Regions from separate parts of the Homo sapiens genome. Here regions 2 and 3 are each linked to region 1. A link is a loop called in an ENCODE intact Hi-C map of the cell type or tissue named here. Cell type or tissue: thyroid gland. All regions are shown on one strand. Links, peaks and the distances in the headings refer to the core of each region. The heading gives the core; the rest is flanking DNA.

Region 1 (8,756 bases), core at 3,337-5,836:
TATGCATGCTGTTGTGTGGGGTATGAGACACCATGAAACACCTTGTAAGTATATTTTCTAATTTCAAATGTAGGTGATTATGTTCTCAGAGCCAAAATAGCCAGGGAGAAGTTCTTTTTTCCCCATGGACTCTTCAAATTAAACTCAAGGGGAATTTAGAATTTTCAAATATTAATTTGAAAAAACATAGCCTCTCTGTTTTGGAACATCTGAACAAAGAGTCTCTCCCAAAGGAAGTAATAACTAAGTTCTTAAAGGTCCAGAATCCTTGGGGGTTACATAGATATTCATATTTTAGGGTCCTCTCTTCCTAGACTTGTCTTATTTACAAATTTCCAGTGAAGGAAAGTTTCAAATATATTTAATATATACCAACCCTAATAGTTTCATAAAATAGTGTTGCTATTTGCAGCTCATATATTTCCTCTATTAGCCTTACAGCATCATGATGATTATTCATAGAGTAGCTGTTTTCTTTTCTTTTGTATATGTATCTTGCCTTTGTTTGCTTTCGTTGCATGTGGGATATTGCGGGGTGGGGGAGAAGGCGAGTTCCTGAGCCTTCAGTAGACCAGATGAGAATGAGGTATGGAATGTGGGGAAACATTCATTGTGCACTTTCTCACCTTGTCCTGTTTCTGCTCCCACCAATTCTCTCTGACTTACTCTCTGATGCTTAAAATTCCCTCAACAAGCAAGTAGGCCACACTGAGAAGAAATGATTAACTGCAAATATTTCAATAATTAGTCACATTTAATTAGCACAATCTATTTCAAAATAAAGTGCAAATAAGTGGTTCACGGTCTTTTATTCTCAGGCAAAGTGGAGAATCTAGAGGAAAGGAAATCAGGAGGATATCAGTTTCCAGAGAGGGCAGAGAGGGAGTCTCAAATGCTTGGAAAGAGAGAGGAAGGTGCAGAAAAACAAGACTGAGAACCTGAGTTATCATCACTTATTTTACAATTTGGCCTGAGATGGTCCTTCCCCATGTGCGCATCAAGTGGTTGGTCAGGTTGCCTAATATTTAGCCCAGTGATTAGCAATACATGCAGAGTGAAGCAAAAGGTATCCTTGACTGAACTATATAAAGCTTTGTCTCCTGAGTAGCCAGCATATCAACCATACTGCGTGACAGTCTCCTGATACACTGGGTCCCCCATGCCATGAAAGAGGATGGGAGTTAGAGATCATTAAAAGAAGGCTCCAGCCCCAGCAGGGCTTGGGGCTCTGGACTCTGAGCTCACCTGAAGCTAAGGCAAAAATGCCCTGATATTTGTTTTCATTTCAGGTTGCATCTTCCATCCTTGGGGTCTTCGTCCTAACCCCATCCCTGGCCATGATGGTGAGTAAGGATGGAAAGAGTTCAACCTGTCTAGTCCTCCTTTAGCAGAAGCATTTTAAAAGGTGATAATTAAGGGCAACCTCCTCAAATTTCCTGTGGGTACCCGTAAAACCTACAAGGCATGGGCAAAGTAGGAACTCTGAACTTTCAACTTTTCTCACTGTTGCTTGGTTTTCTCCAGAACATCCGTTTCAACCATCCTTTGTATGGATCTTTTGGGACTCAAATTATCCATATTGGTGCCTTCCAAGGTATGGTCAGCATCCGAGACAACAATATTTTCAGTGAATAGGACGGAATCCTGGACTACAAGAATATAAGATGAGAAACACATTCATTACAATGTGAAAGAAAGCCACGTCTGGTCCAAAATGTAGCCTTATGCTTTTCCAGAGAAAGAGGACATTCGCCTTCTCTAGGTTTAGGTCCTTGATGGGCATGCACATCATTAGGTAAGGGAACAGCTTCCCTGCAGTTGCAGTGACTTCTTTTTGAGCCAAAAAATATAGGGGGAATTCCAGCTGGTCTATAGGGATCCTACATCCCCTATGTTCCTGTGAGGTGTTGACTTCACACGGCCACCGAAGGCCTCTGATCTCAGAAGCCCCCATGTCTTGTAACTGGTATGTGCTGTAGAAGTTATTTTGTCTTGACTTCTGATTTTAATGTTAATTTCCAAAGAAGAAGAATGTTGTATTTTCATTTTTAGAAATCTGACTGCAACTTGCCCATCACTTTCAATGGTAAGACCTAGCAGAAAGACACAATATTGAGAAGGCTCCACCTGTGTGCTTGGCCTGGCTGTCTGATAGAAAAGCACTATAACCACAGGGACATCACTCGGCCTCTGTGTGCCTCAGTTTCCTCCTCTGCAAAATAGCATCAATAGCTACCATTCCTACCTGGCAGGACTCTGAAGGGTTAAGTGAAGCAGAAGCCCACACTTCTTATTCTGTCCTGCAAGGCCCTGTCCCATCTGGCCCCACCGTCTTCCATCTGGCCCCACTCCCACCCACATCCATGACATTCCCTCCAGCCACTCCGGACACTTCAGGATGGGCACCTCAGGCACAGGCTTTCTCTCTGCTCCAGTCTGTATCTTCTGTGCTCCCTTCCCTGACCATGTTCCTCGCTAGTCACCTAACCCACTCCTGATTTCCTCAAGGAAATGTCCCCTGAATCCTGCTAGAGGGCACACAGTCTACACAGGCTAGTGATTTTCAACTCTGCTCTATGCCATGGAGACTTTTCTTCAAACAAAAATATTCCACGGTAGTCTATGACGTGGAACAGAAGAAGCCAGAACTACTCTGGCTGGAGGAGGGAGATGCAGGCGAACCTTAGGCACAGTCAGACACAGCTGAAGAACTGCTGCTCTACTCCAGGCTGTGAGAGGCCAGAAGACAGGCCCAGGGACTCATGGAGGGGGATGGTCAGTGGCAGACCTAGGGCTAGAATCTGAGTCTAGAGGGCCTGGCCCAAGGTTCCTGACAACCTTGTACATTCAGAGAGCACTCCATAATTTTCACAGTGCCCTCACAAGCTCTCACAAGCAGTTAATTTCTCTTCTCATCTTCACAGCAACCCTGTGGGAGAGGGGCTATTATTATTTCTGCTTTCAGATGAAAAAACAGAGGATCGTGGAGCCCACTGAGGACCATGATGGTTGCTAAGTGGCAGAACAGGACCTGCAATCAGCCTTATTATTAGATCCAACCCCCTATCCCTCCCATCCCACCTGTCCATTCATTGTGTGCAGAATGCCCTGAGAGATTCCTTTCCTCACCCACATCAGGGGACAGTGCCAAAAGCCCCGGGAGCATCAGGGCTCTGAACGTGTTACCAGTCCTGATGCTGGCCTTTTTTTGGTGCCCAGAGTGGCACTCTGCTGGATGCTGTACATCAGTCAGAAGAGCAGCTGTGCCACACTGATAGAGAGTGGGTGTCCATTAATATTGTGACTGCATGAATGACGTGTTTCTGCTGTGTTGCTTTAAGGCCCTTTTGGTGGCTAAGGTATTTAACAAGATGGCCTGTGTCCTGGCCAGGATGGACAAGGCAGTCTTCCCAAGTTTGGATGACATTAGCAAGGCCCTGGACAAGCAGGTAAGTGAAGCCAGTTCACTGTGGTTTCCTTTTAGTTTGGTGTTTTCCACCTCTGCATCCAACCTCCTAGGACAAGGCTGTGCACACAGAGAGACTTGGGTCACGCTTGTTCTTCATGCCCATGAAATTCCACCATCATACCAAGGACTCCAGGTGCTGTTGATGGCTCATTCAAGTCAAGTCATAATTTAATCAAATAAAAGTTCTATACAGTGATCTCATTTTGATGAATTCCAGAAGGGTTTGAGCTACATGTTAGTGAATATAAATTGTTGAATGTAAATATTAGAGTGAAGTAATAGAATATTCACATTCCCCTACCTTCTTTCTCCTCTACCTAACCCCTAAACATATCCACACATATTCTCTTCAGTTGAAAATAAGCCCAGGACTGCTGAAGCTCTCTTCCCCTCAGCTTCTTAAATGACAAAAGTAGTCCAGTAAGTTAAAAACCAGCGAGTGGTCCTGGGCAAGTCATTGAAATCTGCTGTCATTTGCTTAAGTAGCCTGCACAGCACATTTGGCCGACACTGATATTCATGGCAGGAGTTGCTGACTCTCAGGGGGGAGAAAAAGATACACTTCAGGTCACATAAAAATAAGGTAACTTACCAATTTTTTAAAGAGAAAAGCTGAAAGTATCCCATCTGATTTAACAAGCAAAAACATAATATAATGCAACAAAAAAATTTAAAGCATTCTATATTTTCATTAGAGATGAGAAAGCATCGAAGACCGAATGAATTATTAAGTTTAAAAGGTTGAAAGGAACGGACAGGAAAAGTCACCTGAACGCACAGGCAGATTTTTCTGGAGTAATGTCATCACCTTGTGGCCAGACAGGATATTGCTGTTAGAGACTCCAAGAGCCTGTTTGGGTTCGGAGCTATTCTGGTCAATTTTATCACCCCATGCACTGCCTCCACTTACTCATGGGCCAGGGTCTCAGATCCTTTTTGTCCTGCTTCCTGTGCCACCCCCAAATGCTGTCTCATCATTTTGATGTGCCACCCCTTCCAGGCTTTTAAGTATTACCCGTCTACTCGCGGCCTGACTTACACTGTTTTACCCAGCTGGGTCAAGAACTTAGCACAGTATGGAAAGCCCATTAAGAACATGTGCAGAGATGACCCCACCTACTTTGCCCAGCAGCAAAAAGAAGGTGTGTTAGCAACTTAACTAGAAACCCAAGACCATGGGTGAGTCAAAAGGCACAGTATGAATTTTCGGTCATTGACAAATTCTAATAACAGTTGTTGGGTTTGTTCTATTTATTTGTTACTGGATATAAAAATAATGGGGCCTAGGATGTATTCCCCCTCTGGTTGTGGAGATGATTTCCTGACAGCGGGACTTGCTGAGAATGGCGAGCTGAGTTAACTTAGTCTTTATCAGGAGGCTAAGTTCAGTCATCTCATCAGTGGGATTTGACAGTGGGTAGATATCCTCGCTTGACCCAAAGCCTCATCACCCCCTGCCCAAGCAACACAGAGCCCAGCATCTTATCATTAGAGTCCCATTGCTCTGGGATCCCCATTTTCCTCTTCTGCAAGCTGCCCAGAGGTTGGAAGGCAAAACTCTAATAGTTATAGACCACTCTGGAAAAGGAACATCTCAGTGGCTGGCACTCCTGCTAGGAATGTGGTGGCGGATCAGTAGTAACCACCTTGGAAAACCACTAGACAAGACTTAAAGAGCTGCTTTCTAGTCCAGATAGTCAGTAAGCACTTCCCATTAGGCTGCTGCCAGTCACTTACATCTTAATATAAGTTAACCCAATGAACAGGGGTTATTCATAACAGGAGGATCCAGCAGGAAAACAGGGAGAACCTGAGGGGCTGGGGTTCAGAAGGATGATTAAGGATCACTTAAAGAAATAGAAAAAGGAGAGATGAGGCCAATGATTGCAGGGGCAGGCGGTAGTAGGATCTTTCATTTTAGTCCCAGTCTTTTGCTAGAAGAGCTGTCCTGAGCACTACAACTGTGTTAGTTGCAACTCATAATATAGCCACTCTATTTGGGGGTCTTAAAGTGCTATTTTTTAAAAATAAAAATCCTTCTCTTTCTTTTTAAAGGTACTGCCCTGGCAATTGACTCCAATTCTTGTTTTGAAATCCAACTTCTGTCCTTTATGGGACTCTTCATCTGCGGTGAGACTCCTGGGCTCTGAACCTCCAGGAGGGCTGTCTGGCATGTGGACTCACCTGGCCTGAGGCCAGTGCTAGGACCCAGCCCTCCCTCTGCCTGTGGGAAGCTGCTCCTTTTAGTCTTCTACCTTCTGCCTTTTGTCCCAGTACCCAGCTCTGTAATCTGAAAAAGTGTGTCCACTTTCTCCCTCTGGGTTAGAACAATAGTTTCTTGCCTCACTGGTCTAGCAAATGAGTCCTCCCTGGCTGCCCTGTCCCCTCTCAGCATTCCCGGCTGCATGCAGCCCGGGACCTCCCACTCCGGCATGGTGCAAAGGAGCTGGCACCTCTCCCAGGATGGCTCATTTTTAAGGGCTTCTTTCTGGGGTATCTCTTGAGAAATTTCTTGAGAATTTTAGCCAGAAAAAAAAAAAAGAATCAATCAATCAATCAAAAATAAACACAGACACTAGCCATAGCACAGACTTAGCTGTTGGGTCTGAGGCTATATCTCAGTCTCCTGAAAAATTGGTGCTGAGATTCCAAGGAAGCCTATTCTCCGTGGTGGCCCAGCCTGTAACATGAAAATTTCTGTGAGAGATCCAGGTAAGCTTCCCTTTGGAACTGGCCTAAGCCCTTTAGTGGTAACTCCCAGGCATTTCTCTCCATTGCAAATGAATAAGGACCACGGATTCTCAGCACTCTTTTTATGTATGTATTTATTTATTGTTTATTTTTTGGAGACAGGGTCTTGCTCTGTCACCCAGGCTGGAGTACAGTGGTGCGATCATAGCTCAATGAAGCCTCGGACTCCTGAGTCAAGTGATCCTCCTGTCTCAGCCTCCCAAGTAGCTACAACTATAGGTATGAGTCACCATGCCAGGCTAATAAAAAAATTTTTTTTTTTGGTAGAAACAGGGTCTCACTATGTTGCCCAGGCTTTTTTAATCTGTCTTTTTCTTTCTCTCTTGTTGAAATCGAATAGGCTTTGTATTTTAACTGTCCGTTCCTATAGCTGGGAGGGCCTGAGCCATGCCTACCCAAACCACAGAGCATCCCTGGCTCCTCTCACCTCAGGAACAAGAATAAATGGGGAAGGAGTGTTAGAGACACATGCGCAGATGTCCACAGAAGGTCAGGCTGGAGTTTGGAGGACTATAAAATAAAGTAGGACTGGGTGGGGTGTTGCATAGTGCGTGTGCATGGAGCAGGAGGGTTCTGGGGGATGACAGAGCTGCTAGGAGCCAGTTCTGCCAAGAAGATAGAGCAGTGGTTGACTGCCTATAGCCAGGAATGAAAGCCGACTGCACCAGAAAAGCCCAAGATGAACCTCTACCAAGGTGTACACAGGATGTGGTTGGGCAGGCCAGAGGCTCTGAGCCTCTGGAATTGGTCACATATGATTTGTTGAGGGCAAGGCAAGTACAGATACGTACACAGCCACACTATGTGTAAATATCAGATGCAATATACCAAGGCTTGGTCAACCCGAGGCCCTGAGAGCACCATGAGGCAGCGTCTGGCCCCCAAGACTAAGCCCAGTGAATCCCCAGAGTCAAATCACCATGGTTGTCAGTGCATCCTGTATGTGCCTTATCCCTGACACCCAGCCTCCACCTTCAACCTGAGCTCTGGGGACCAGTCCCTATCTTGTCGTATGTGCCTAAGTCCCTGTTACAGTTGCTAGATCCCCACTCCTGAACCTTCTGTGATGGTGGGGGCCTGCTGCCTACTGACCACTCTGATGCCAGTCTCCCTCTTCTGGACTTCTGAGCTTCAGCTGCTCCTGAATTTCCCATCATCTCTGGACTTCATCCAATTATTATAACATCCTTGTTATTTCCAGGAGACTTCAAGACCCCCCACCATGCTTGTCTCCATCTATTACATCCTTGCAGATACTCGCTTTCCAGCTGGGACTGGTTTCCTTCCAGAAATGCCAGGTTCAAGGCCTGCTGCCCTCCCGATGTGCATCATCACACTTGGCTGTCATTGGCTGGGCTGTGATAGCTCCCTCCTGAGAAAGAGCCAGCACACCCCTCTAGACCTTAGAGGACTTGTCAAGGTAAATTTGGGTCCTTATAAAGAATCTTCCATGCATGCACCAGGATTTGGGTCCTTTGGGAGTTGGGGTGGTGATGGCAAAAATAGCATTCAAGATGTTACCATCCTACTGATGGCCATTGTTAACATTTATTCTCAGAATACATCTACTTCAGCACTCAGTGAAATTTACCATATTTGAATCTCAAATCAGTGTCCCTGACCCAAATGTATTCCATGTTTATTAAGGCCCTAGCCTTCTGTTTAAAAGAGGATCATATGAACACTAATAACAGATTGTATGTTCCACCTGGGATTACAGAACTTAAGCTTTGGACCTCTTCAAGGAGAACTACAAACCACTGCTCAACGAAATAAAAGAGGACACAAACAAATGGAAGAACATTCCATGCTCATGGATAGGAAGACTCAAGATCGTGAAAATGGCCATACTGCCCAAGGTAATTTACAGATTCAATGCCATCCCCATCAAGCTACTAATGACTTTCTTCACAGAATTGGAAAAAACTACTTGAAAGTTCATATGGAACCAAAAAAGAGCCCACGTAGCCAAGACAATCCTAAGCAAAACGAACATACCTGAAGGCATCATGCTACCTGACTTCAAACTATACTACAAGGCTATAGTAACCATAACAACATGGTACTGATGCCAAAACAGATATACAGACCAATGGAACAGAACAGAGGCCTCAGAAATAACACCACACATCTACAACCATCTGATCTTTGACAAACCTGACAAAAACAAGAAATGGGGAAAGGATTCCCTATTTAATAAATGGTGCTGGGAAAACTGGCTAGCCATATATAGAAAACTGAAACTGGATCCCTTCCTTACACCTTATAAAAAAAATAATTCAAGATGAATTAAAGACTTGAATGTTAGACCTAAAACCATAAAAACCCTAGAAGAAAACCTAGGCAATACCATTCAGGACATAGGCATGGGAAAGGACTTCATGACTAAAACACAAAAAGCAATGGCAACAAAAGCCAAAATAGACAAACAGGATCTAATGAAACTAAAGAGCTTCTGCACAGCAAAAGAAACTACCATCAGAGTGAACAGGCAACCTACAGAATGGGAGAAAATTTCTGCAATCTACCCATCTGA
Region 2 (2,500 bases), core at 1-2,500, 460 kb before region 1:
AGGTGGAGGTTGCAGTGGGCCAAGATCATGCCACTGCACTCCAGCCTGGGTGACAGAGTGAGACTTCATCTCAAAAAACAAAACAAAAAAACAAAAACAAAAAACTGCCCCCCACCCCGGCCAAAAAAAACCACACACTTGGTTGGAAGTGAGAAGGGTGAGTCTCCCTAATTAGGATAACTTCTATTAACAGATGATGATGATAGATTGTAAGGGGGCTGGACAAAAATAATAAACATCCATTACAAAAAAACAGCTAAAAATATATGTGTACATTTACTATTGTACACAGATGCTATTCAGCAAAATGCTTATAGCTTTAATTTTTCCCATACTTTGAAAATTTCCAAGTGCTTTCTTATCTTTTATGAAATAAAATTAGTAGGATACCTTTCTTTCTTCCTTTTTTTTTGAGACGAAGTTTCACTCTTGTTGCCCAGGCTGGAGCGCAGTGGCGTGATCTCTGCTCACTGCAACCTCTGCCTGCCAGGTTTAAGCGATTCTCCTGCCTCAGCCTCCCAAGTAGCTGGGATTACAGGCACCTGCCACCACGCCCGGCTAATTTTTGTATATTTAGTAGAGACAGGGTTTCACCATGTTGACCAGGCTGGTCTTGAACTTCTGACCTGAGGTGATCCACCCACCTTGGTCTCCCAAAGTGCTGGGATTACAGGCGTGAGCCATGGCGCACAGCCCCTTTCTTTTGTTAAGAGTAAATGGGCAGAAGAGAATGTTGTTGGGTCTAGAAATTATACTCTATGATCATCAGTGGAATTGGAGAGAAGACATAGGAAGAGACAGGCTATCAGTCTTCAAATATCTGGCAATCATAGACAGGAAGGACTGAATCAGCCTGGTTCTAGAGGGTGGAAGTGGGGCTAGAAGGCAAACGTTACAGAGAGGTGGTCTTCAGTGCAAGCCTAGACTACAACTGGACTGTTCTGTGACATAACAGAGATGCTATTAGTAGAAGTACAGGATTTCAGCTTGGGCTGGCTGACTGACAGTGTTCCTATTGAGAAAATTACTGAATAGTCCTGGACACTTGACTGCCTGATTTTCAAGGACTCTTCCAACTCTAAGAAGATAGTAGGAGACAATTAATTATCTACTGCTTGATTCAACATACAGAATTTGCATATAGTGGGGCATCTTTCTAATATTTGCCTATTTGTTAAATATTGGTTTCCTGGATTCTTATATTTAATGCTATAGAGAACAGTTTTTAAGAAGAAAACCCCACACTAACTAAAGCAGTTTGTAGACACTTTTTTACTATGGTGGTAACCACAGATTCAGAATAAACAATTTGTTATAGTGAGTAGCATATAATCTGTTTTTATGAAAAAAGAGAAACAAAAGTTTTTAAAAGTTAAAATAAAGGTTCCTAAAAAGTTATAAACTTTAACAAAGACAAGTGTTAAGGATTCTTTAGAATAACAGTTTTCTTTTTAATATGGAGAAAACAAAAAGGAGCTGAAAGTCCTTTGTCTTGCTATCTAAGAATAGCACACTAGATGGTGCTATAAGGCTGTCAGAAAGAGAGTTTTACCAGGCTAGTGTGGCATTCTGATGGTAAAGTGTTCTGGAAACTTTCCACTTACTTTCAGCTCCTGAGAGCCGTTCCAGGTTTATATAAAATTAATGGGAATCTCAATTGGACAAACTTTAGCCCTGAGATGACATTAACTTAAAACTAAACCACAGGCTTAACACATTAAAAATAGTTTCACTATTTGACATTTCAATCTGATTCCACTGAAATAGAAATGTTAAAGTCATTAAAATGTCAATGTATTAATTTAAATGTATTGCTATTAATTTCACTTAGCTAGTCTTCCCATGAGCCTAGTTATAACCACCACTTAATGAATCTTTAAGTCAGTTTAAAGTGGCTTCCTGAAATTTTGAATTATCATTAAGCTGAACATACAAATCACTCTTACATTTAGTATTGCAAATATATTAACACAAATACATGAAACATTGTATTTGGAAATCACTCTATCAGTATATTATTTCTTATAAAAATAACATTTCATGATTTTTCCACATTACAATAAAACCAGAAAAATTTTACTAAAGTGCAAAACAAAAATAAAGCTTTACTTTTATAATAGTTCCATTTCATTTTCTTTTAAAAAGGTGAACAACAAAATGAACGAATAAAGATATCGCTTTTGCAACCTAAGAGTCATTTAAGTTTTAAACTTTCAAAGACCTGAGATTTGTGATTTTTTTTCCCCTTATCTTTCCAGTTCTGCTTCTAGAATTTCCCCCCATGTATCTGCATCCATTGGGTACATGATTTTTTCTGGTAGGCTAATGGGAGAACAAATGTTGCTGTATCTGCCACTTAGCCATTCGTGTTTCACTTTACTCTTCTGGTAATTCCTCAGCAGTATCACCTGAAAGAGGTAAATCACCGTTAAAAAAGACTGTAGTAGGTGGTTGGTTAGTGAATGTGTTTAAAGCAAGAGAAGCAGATTGACAGGGCTGA
Region 3 (8,756 bases), core at 2,573-5,072, 220 kb before region 1:
GGGATGGTAAACTGCATATAATTAGGGTTCTATTAGGAAGGAAGAAAGGAGGATTAAGAGGATAGATAGACAACACAGAGTATCTGCCATAGATTTAAAGGCAAAGATCGAAGATCACATGGATTATGCCTGTATTCTATTTTCAATAGAAAACCAGGAACATTTTTCTTCTTGAAAAATCTTCCTGACTTTAATATAAACCATCCATCTATCCATCCATCCATCCATCCATCCATCCATCCATCCATCCATCCATCCATTTATCCATCCACCTATTTATCCATTTTTTTCCACTTGTATTATTTTTTACACATATTAATTGCCTTGATGCTGTGAATAAGCACAGAATCACCTAGAATCTGATTTATGTGTATCTGTTGTAAGTAGACTTTCATAGACGTTTCATTTTGTTACTAATCTTCTTTCAGATTCTGTGCCTAAGGGATCTGTCACACGAAGTGCAACTAGTTTAGTTGTTAGAAGGCTATTCCTTTTCTCTGTGTGCCAATCAATTTAGTATCAGCATCCCTGCACGATACTGGCCAAGCAAAGTCAGACACTGGCGAAGCTTAGCCTCTTTATCAATCTGAAGGATAGTCCTGAATGCTCATATTAAGTAGGTCGCTTTAGAAGTTACCAAACATCCAAACTTAATGACTTCCTTTTAAAGAAATGACATGTAAAATTTGCTCATTTGATATTCCTTCAATGACCTTGTGGACTTTTCAAACTGAAAAGTTTCAAACTGAAAAGTCCAGGATGCAACTCTGGACCTCCACCCCTCCCCGACAAATGTGTTCCTCTTCCCAGTCTTCATCCTCTCAGTCAATGGCATTGAACACTTATTGCCCACTGTAAGAAAGGGGCAAGCATCTTATTCTCCTTCTTCCTCATCTTTCTCTTTTAGTCCAACAGCAAGACCTATGACTCCTATTTCCAAAAATAGATCTGGAATCTGTCCCTCCGTTCCTATTGTGGCCACTGTGGTCCTCCTCCAGGATCTCTCCCCTGAGCTACTGCAGTAGCTTCCTCGGTGGACTTTTTATACTCCTTCTCTTCTTCCAGTGTATTCCCTTCACAGCAATCAGGGTAATCTTTTGAACATACAAATCAGGTAATGCTACTCTCTGCTTAAATCCCCTCATGGCTATACAATACACTTTAAATAAACTTCAAACTCCTAATTACCTAGGAAGCCCTAAATGATCTGACATTTGCCTATCCCTACAAATCCATCTCAACCTGTATTCCCTCTAGCCAACTGGAGTCTAGCATTGCTGGCCTTCTGTATTAGTCCATTTTCACACTGCTATAAGTGTATGTAATTTATAAAGAAAAGAGGTTTAATTGACTCACAGTTCTGCATGGCTGGGGAGGCCTCAGGAAACTTACAATCATGGTGGAAGGCAAAGGAGAAGCAATCACCTTCTTCACAAGGTGGCAGGAGAGAGAGAAAGAGTGAAGAAAGCCACATGCTTTTAAACCAACAGATCTTGAGAAAACTCACTCACTCTCATGAGAACAGCAAGGGGGAAATCCGGTCCTATGATCCAACAGGCTCCCACCACATCCCTACCCTGACACATGGGGATTACAATTTGACAGGAGATTTGGGTGGGGACACTGAGTCAAACCATATCACCTTCTCTCTTCCTGGAGCACATCAACTGATCTTCCAAGGACTCTGAGAATACCCTTCTCTTTGCCATTTTAACTAAGTCAGCTTCATTCCCACCCTCAGATCCCTCCGTTGGACTCTTCCCCCCAGAGTTTATAAGTGCATGACAGTGAGAGTTCATGCCCATGTTGTCTACCATTATATATCTAGTTCTAATACAATGCCTGAAACCTAGAAGGCATTCAATAATGACCTCAAGGCCTTCATATCTGTGTTTTCTGTTCTGAAGTACCCTTCCTCCACATATTCACACCACTTGCTCCTTCATATCAGTTCCCTGAGCTCCTCTCCCCTGTCACCTCTTCCAAGAGACCTTCCCATCACACTCACCCATAGCTCTCTTTACCTTTAGGTAAGCCTTCATTATGTGAACTATTTTATATATTCCCTTAAGGAACATGAGCTCCATGAAGGCAGTGGCTTTGTTCATTGCTTTATGTCCAACACTGAAAGTAGCACTTAGAACATAGTGATACTTCATAGACATTTGTTGAATGAATGAATGTAGAAAGCCAGGGAATGTAACATTAAAATCCAAAGTGAAATTGCTGTGAAGAAGACTAGAAAATAAGTTTGCATTAATTGCCAATTATTAGCAGCGTGAGAACAGACTAATACAAATGCAAACTCATTTTTCAAAAAACTCCCTGATTTAAAAATTACAGGTATATGTATAAATATATGTGTATGTGTCCATATGTAGACACAGACACATAGTAACAAATTATAACAAACCAGTGTAACAAATCAGTATGGTTTTGTAGTGTGACAGTTGACTGTAAAACAGTATTAATATGCTTTGTAAAGAACGAAGGGTTGCCGGAAGGTATTATATTATGTGTTTATAATATCTTCCTAGATAGAAAAAACTATGTAAATCTTTTGTTCCCTTGTCCTATGTGTGCTTTGACTGACCCATGACTACTTGGGCAAATTTTGGACTGCTTCCTTTGGTAGGAAATAACTGAGACCATACATTTGTAAGGCATCTATCTGGCCAAGGTCATGGACATAGCCTAGAGCCTTGAAATCATTTTTCTTGGGGAGCTCTAACTAGTGTAAATAGTGCTCTGGCCAATGACAACCAACCTTTTAGTCTCTGAATCGACATGAAAAAATCTCTTCTTTTGCCAGGGATGGATTTGATCCATAGACCTCAGGACTATGGGCTCAGTGTGCTCTGTGTGTCATTCAGCACTGTGCCCTGGCTTCCCTGCCATCATGCACAATGAATGGCTGTGAACAGGTTGGGAGTTGTTGGGAAAGGCTAAGACCTGTCTTCCCAGTTGATGTGGACCGGACTTTCCTACCAGCTCACATTTGGCAAGAAGATGGCCCTCGATGTGTACAAAGCTCAGATGCAATTTTGTCACTGGGTGGGTCAGCTGGCTGCTCACCAGCTTCAGAAAGAATGCAGTGGAACTAGGAAAATCTTTAGGGACAAGAAATAAGAAAGCTCAAGATGAGAAAGCAGCAAGATCTTTGGAAATTTGGGTATATTGCTGAAAATCTCTCGGAATTGCTGTTATTGGTTCCTGAAAATCTTTTAGGAGAATAGGAACCATGAAGAAAAGATAACATAATTAATAACATTTTTGTTGTTGTTCGAGGAAACAAAGCTATAGGTCCCATTTAAATAACCAAACATATTGAGTCAGGTTGATCAACCGTTCTCCATTTCTTTCCCTACTAAGCCTGAATAAGTGATATAGGTTTAAACTATGGCAGTCAGAGTTTGCATTAAACCTAACACATAGCTTCGGGACCAGAGTAAACATGCCTCAGTCTTATTTCTTTGTGGGGTGGGCTGGAGAATCTGTGTTTGAATTTGGACTTGCCACGGGGAGGCCCCTCTTCCGTTCTCATCTTTTGAATCACCAGGTTCCTTGAGAAGCCAAGATCTGTCTTCCTAGTTGATGTGGACCGGACTTTCCTACCAGCTCACATTTGGCAGGAAGCTGGCCCTCCATGTGTACAAAGCTCAGGATGGGATCCTGAGGGGACAGGTGGTTTTCTGAAAGACCAGCAGAGGGAGCTAAGAAACAAGAGTTTTTTCCTTTTGTCAACTATTCCCAGTGGTTACCGATGTGGATAAACAGTCTTTTCTCTACCAGGTTATGATCTGGAACATATTAAACCAAGATCCAAACACCCCGTAATTTGGCAAGTGAGTGTGCCTTGTGTATCAGTCACTCTGTGCCTCCCTGAGCCAGCCATGTGGTCTTTGTCTCTGAGTGCTAGGAGGACAAATGCAACACAGGCCAGTCTATGTGGATGTCTGCACTGCTTTATGATCCTCCTGGGGTGGAGGCAAAGAGAGCAGAACCCAATCGCATTTTGGATTATGAGACTGTTTCGCCAATAGATTTCTCCTCAATTCTTTTGTTCTAATAAATTAAAGAATGGCTTTCCTTAAGGTAATAGTGTTAACCCTTCTGAGATGCTTTATAAAAGAGTCTGATGACAATCTCTTCATAAAGGAAGCAGCCAATTACCCAGGGCAGATAGCACGGGGTTGATTTTATGTTAGGTCAGTCAGCAAATGGACCAATCAGGTAATTTACAAATTAAAAAAAAATAGCCATAGAAAGGCAGGAAAAAAATAATAATTCAACCCAGAATTGCAATTGTAAAGAGAAAAAGAAATGCTTTTTAAAAAGTACATAAATTTGAATTCTCGAAGAAATTCATCTATGAACAGAATCCATTAAATCTCCAAACAAATGGACTAATAACAATAATTTTGCACTAATGGAAGACCTCCAGATTATTTCCTGGGCATTAGTGGGGAATGATGACTAGAACCAAATGGAACATAAGTATTATTTGAATCAGTCTTTATTCTTCAGATGTGAATGAAATAATGATTATGGACTGAATTGGGCTAAAAATAACTACAGAGCTTTTATTTATTTACTTACAGAGTCTCCTGCAATGATTCAGACTTGGCTTTACTGGCTTCTTCCATAGATAAGCACCAGCCTAGGAGCTCTCAAAGTTGTTCCAGCTAAAGGACACACTCAGCTTTTGGTCTACAGTGACTTCCAGCCTAAGTGGCTCTGGACACTGCTGGAACCCCCCGCTCCATCTCCCTCCATAAATATGTCTCTGCAGCAGGTGAGTGACAGCTCCTTCTCAGAAGGTCAGAGTCCTCAGTCATCTGGTGATTTCACAAGGCTCAAATATTTGGTCCCTGACATAAACTTGGTGGCTTTTTCTAGTTCTTATATAACTGAGAGTTAGCTAGGGGGCTGCCTGCTGCTTGAGATGGAGGCAAAATTGGCTTCAACTCTCTAATAAATGGGCCTATGGAAAGTGAAAACCAAGATCTCTGCTACATCTCTCTAGTGTGGACTCACCTTATATGGTTCTCAGAGTCTTTTCTGCCTCCTTGGACTTCCACTTCCTCCCTGGTTGTCTAGGTCATCCTATGTCAAACTTGAACTTGGCCTTTTAAGTTTCCACCACAACAAAATCATTCATACAGAATGCAGCCCCCTCCCTCTCAATGGCACCCATTTAACTTGCCTTCTTTTCTGTGCTGAATTTGCCGAGGAAATCCAATGTCTTCTCCTTTTATTTGTAGTGCATTCAGCTGCTTTCTCTTCAGCCTTGGTGCTGACCTTCATGAACATCCATGGTGCTGGTTGTGGTGGATGGGGGAGGAATGGAGGTGAATTTTCCCATAAGTCCTTCTCAAAGTATTTCCAAAGGGGAAGAGTGACTTTGCTAAGATAAATTTTGGTGCAAACCACAGGTTGATATTTTGCCAACCTCATTATGATGATTTTAACTCAATTATTAGTATTTATTTTCATTTTGAGATGGAGTCTTGCTCTGTCACCCAGGCTGGAGTGCAATGGCATGAATTATTAGTATTCTTGAAAGAATAGCTACTCTCACCTCCATTAAGCTCCATTCACAACCTCCATCTTTTTAAAAAATTTTTTTAATATACTTTAAGTTCTGGGATACATATGCAGAACGTGTAGGTTTGTTACATAGGTATACATGTGTCATGGTGATTTGCTGCACCCATCAACCCGTCATCTACATTAGGTATTTCTCCGAATGCTATCCCTCCCCCAGCCACCCACCCCCCGCAGGCCCCAGTGTGTGATGTTCCCCTCCCTGTGTCCATGTGTTCTCATTGTTCAACTCCCATTTATGAGCAAGAACATGAGATGTTTGGTTTTCTGTTACTGTGTTAGTTTGCTTAGAATGATGGTTTCCAGCTTCATCCATGTCTCTGCAAAGGACATGAACTCATCCTTTTTTACGGATGAATAGTATTCCATGATATATATGTGCCACATTTCTTTATCCAGTCTATCATTGTGCATTTGGGTTGGTTCCAAGTCTTTGGTATTGTGAATAGTGCTGCAATAAACATACATTAGCATGTGTCTTTATAGTAGAATGATTTATAATCCTTTGGTTATATACCCAGTAATGGGAATCCTGGGTCAAATGGTATTTCTGGTTCTAGATCCTTGAGGAATTTCCACACTGTCTTCCACAATGGTTGAACTAATTTACACTCCCACCAACAGTGTAAAAGCATTCCTATTTCTCCACATCCTCTCTAGCATCTGTTGTTTCCTGACTTTTTAATAATCACCATTCTAACTGGCGTGAGATGGTATCTCATTGCGGTTTTGATTTGCATTTTTCTAATGGCCAGTGATGATGAGCTTCTTTTCATATGTTCGTTGGCCACATAAATGTCTTCTTTTGATAAGTGTCTGTTCATATCCTTCACCCACTTTTTGACGGGTTTCTTTCTTTGTAAATTTGTTTAAGTTTCTTGTATATTTTGGATATTAGCCCTTTGTCAGATGGATAGATTGCAAAAATTTTCTCCCATTTTGTAGGTTGCCTGTTCATTCTGAAGATAGTTTCTTTTTCTGTACAGAAGCTCTTTAGTTTAATTAGATCCCATCTGTCTATTTTGGCTTTTGTTGCCATTGCTTTTGGTATTTTAGTCATGAAGTCTTTGTCCATGCCTATGTCCTGAATGGTATTGCCTAGGTTTTCTTCTAGGGTTTTTACAGTTTTAGGTCTTATGTTTAAGTTTTTAATCCATCTTGAGTTAACTTTTGTATAAAGTGTAAGGAAGGGGTCCAGTTTCAGGTTTCTGCATATAGCTAGCCAGTTTTCCCAGCACCATTTATTAAATAGGGAATCCTTTCCCTATTGCTCGTTTTTGTCAGGTTTGTCAAAGATCAGATGGTTGTAGATGTGTAGCATTATTCCTGAGGACTCTGTTCTGTTCCATTCGTCTATATATCTGTTTTGGTACCAGTACCATGTTGTTTTGGTTACTGTAGCCTTGTAGTATAGTTTGAAGTCAGGTAGCGTGATGCCTCCAGCTTTGTTCTTTTGGCTTAGGATTGTCTGGGCTATACAGGCTCTTTTTTCATTCCATATGAAATTCAAAGTAGTTTTTTCTAATTCTGTGAAGAAAGGCAATGGTAGCTTGATAGGGATGGCATTGAATCTATAAATTACTTTGGGCAGTATGGTCATTTTCACAATATTGATTCTTCCTATCCATGAGCACAGAATGTTCTTCCATTTGTTTGTGTCCTCTTTTATTTCCTTGAGCAGTGGTTTGTAGTTCTCCTTGAAGAGGTCCTTCCCATCCCTTGTAAGTTGTATTCCTAGGTATTTTATTCTCTGCAGCAATTGTGAATGGGAGTTCACTCATGATTTGGTCCTCCATCTGTTATTGGTGTATAGGAATGCTTGTGATTTTTGCACATTGATTTTATATCCTGAGATTTTGCTGAAGTTGCTTATCAGCTTAAGGAGATTTGGGGCTGAGACGATGGGGTTTTCTAAATATACAATCATGTCATTTGCAAACAGAGACAATTTGACTTCCTCTCTTCCTATTTGATTATTTCTTTCTCTTGCCTGATTGCCCTGGCCAGAACCTCCGATACTATGTTGAATCGGAGTGGTGAGAGAGGACATCCTTGTTTTGTGCTGGTTTTCAAAGGGAATGCTTCTAGCTTTTGCCCATTCAGTATGATATTGGCTGTGGATTTGTCATAAATAGCTCTTATTATTTTGAGATACATTCCATCAATACCTAGTTTATTGAGAGTTTTTAGCATGAAGGGCTGTTGAATTTTATTGAAGGCCTTTTCTGCATCTATTGAGATGATCATGTGGTTTTTGTCATTGGTTCTGTTTAAGTGATGGATCACATTTATTGATTTGTTGATGTTGAACCCAGGAATGAAGCCAACTTGATCATGGTGGATAAGTTTTTTGATGTGCTGCTGGATTCAGTTTGCTACTATTTTATTGAGGATTTTTGCATTGATGTTCATCAGGGATATTGGCCTGAAATTTTCTTTTTTTGTTGTGTCTCTGCCAGGTTTTGGTATCAGGATGATGCTAGCCTCATCAAATGAATTAGGGAGGAGTCCCTCTTTTTGTATTGTTTGAAATAGTTTCAGAAGGAATGGTACCAGCTCCTCTTTGTACCTCTGGTAGAGTTTGGCTGTGAATCCGTCTGGTCCTTGGCTTTTTTTTTGATAGGTAGGCTATTAATTACTGCCTCAATTTCAGAACTTATTGTTCTATTCAGGGATTTGACTTCTTCCTGGTTTAGTCTTGGGAGGGTGTATGTGTCCAGGAATTTATCCATTTCTTCTAGATTTTCTAGTTTATTTGCATAGAGGTGTTTATAGTATTCTCTGATGGTAGTTTGTATTTCTGTGGGATCAGTGGTGATATCCCCTTTTTCATTTTTTATTGCATCTATTTGATTTTTCTCTCTTTTCTTCTTTATTAGTCTGGTTAGTGGTCTATGTATTTTGTTAATCTTTTCAAAAAACCAGCTCCTGGATTCACTGATTTGTTGAAGGGTTTCTCCTGTATCTATCTCTTTCTTCTGCTCTGATCTTAGTTATTTCTTGTCTTCTGCTAGCTTTTGAATGCGTTTGCTCTTGCTTCTCTAGTTCTTTTAATTGTGATGTTTAGGGTGCCAATTTTAGATCTTTCCTGCTTTCTCCTTTGGGCATTTAGTGCTATACATTTCCCTCTAAACACTACTTTATCCGTG

The links. A loop is a pair of places that touch in the nucleus more often than their neighbours do. Peaks named below come from ENCODE experiments on the same cell type or tissue, not always from the same donor. Only the 100,000 strongest peaks of a DNase experiment are listed, where the experiment ranks them.
Region 2: it touches region 1 in a loop (4-fold over the local background); 71 of 110 quality-filtered maps call a loop at or near these places.
Region 3: it touches region 1 in a loop (5-fold over the local background); 77 of 110 quality-filtered maps call a loop at or near these places.

What each region holds. Positions count from the first base shown.
Region 1 is chr2:68,921,216-68,929,971 of GRCh38, forward strand. It overlaps the pseudogene GKN3P. Among named protein-coding and RNA genes, the nearest start is that of GKN2, 27 kb to the right of the region's middle. In thyroid gland, for the core only: a CTCF peak has its summit at 4,288; no DNase peak of the experiment used is centred there; H3K27ac peaks cover 869 bases.
Region 2 is chr2:68,461,963-68,464,462 of GRCh38, forward strand. FBXO48 (F-box protein 48) reads right to left here. Exons shown (of 4, transcript NM_001024680.3): 4 at 1-2,408. The coding sequence ends at 2,247. Among named protein-coding and RNA genes, the nearest start is that of FBXO48, 4.1 kb to the right of the region's middle. In thyroid gland, for the core only: a CTCF peak has its summit at 1,510 (motif pointing right); no DNase peak of the experiment used is centred there.
Region 3 is chr2:68,705,904-68,714,659 of GRCh38, forward strand. It overlaps a transcript of ARHGAP25 not described here. Among named protein-coding and RNA genes, the nearest start is that of ARHGAP25, 25 kb to the right of the region's middle. In thyroid gland, for the core only: a CTCF peak has its summit at 3,712 (motif pointing right); no DNase peak of the experiment used is centred there.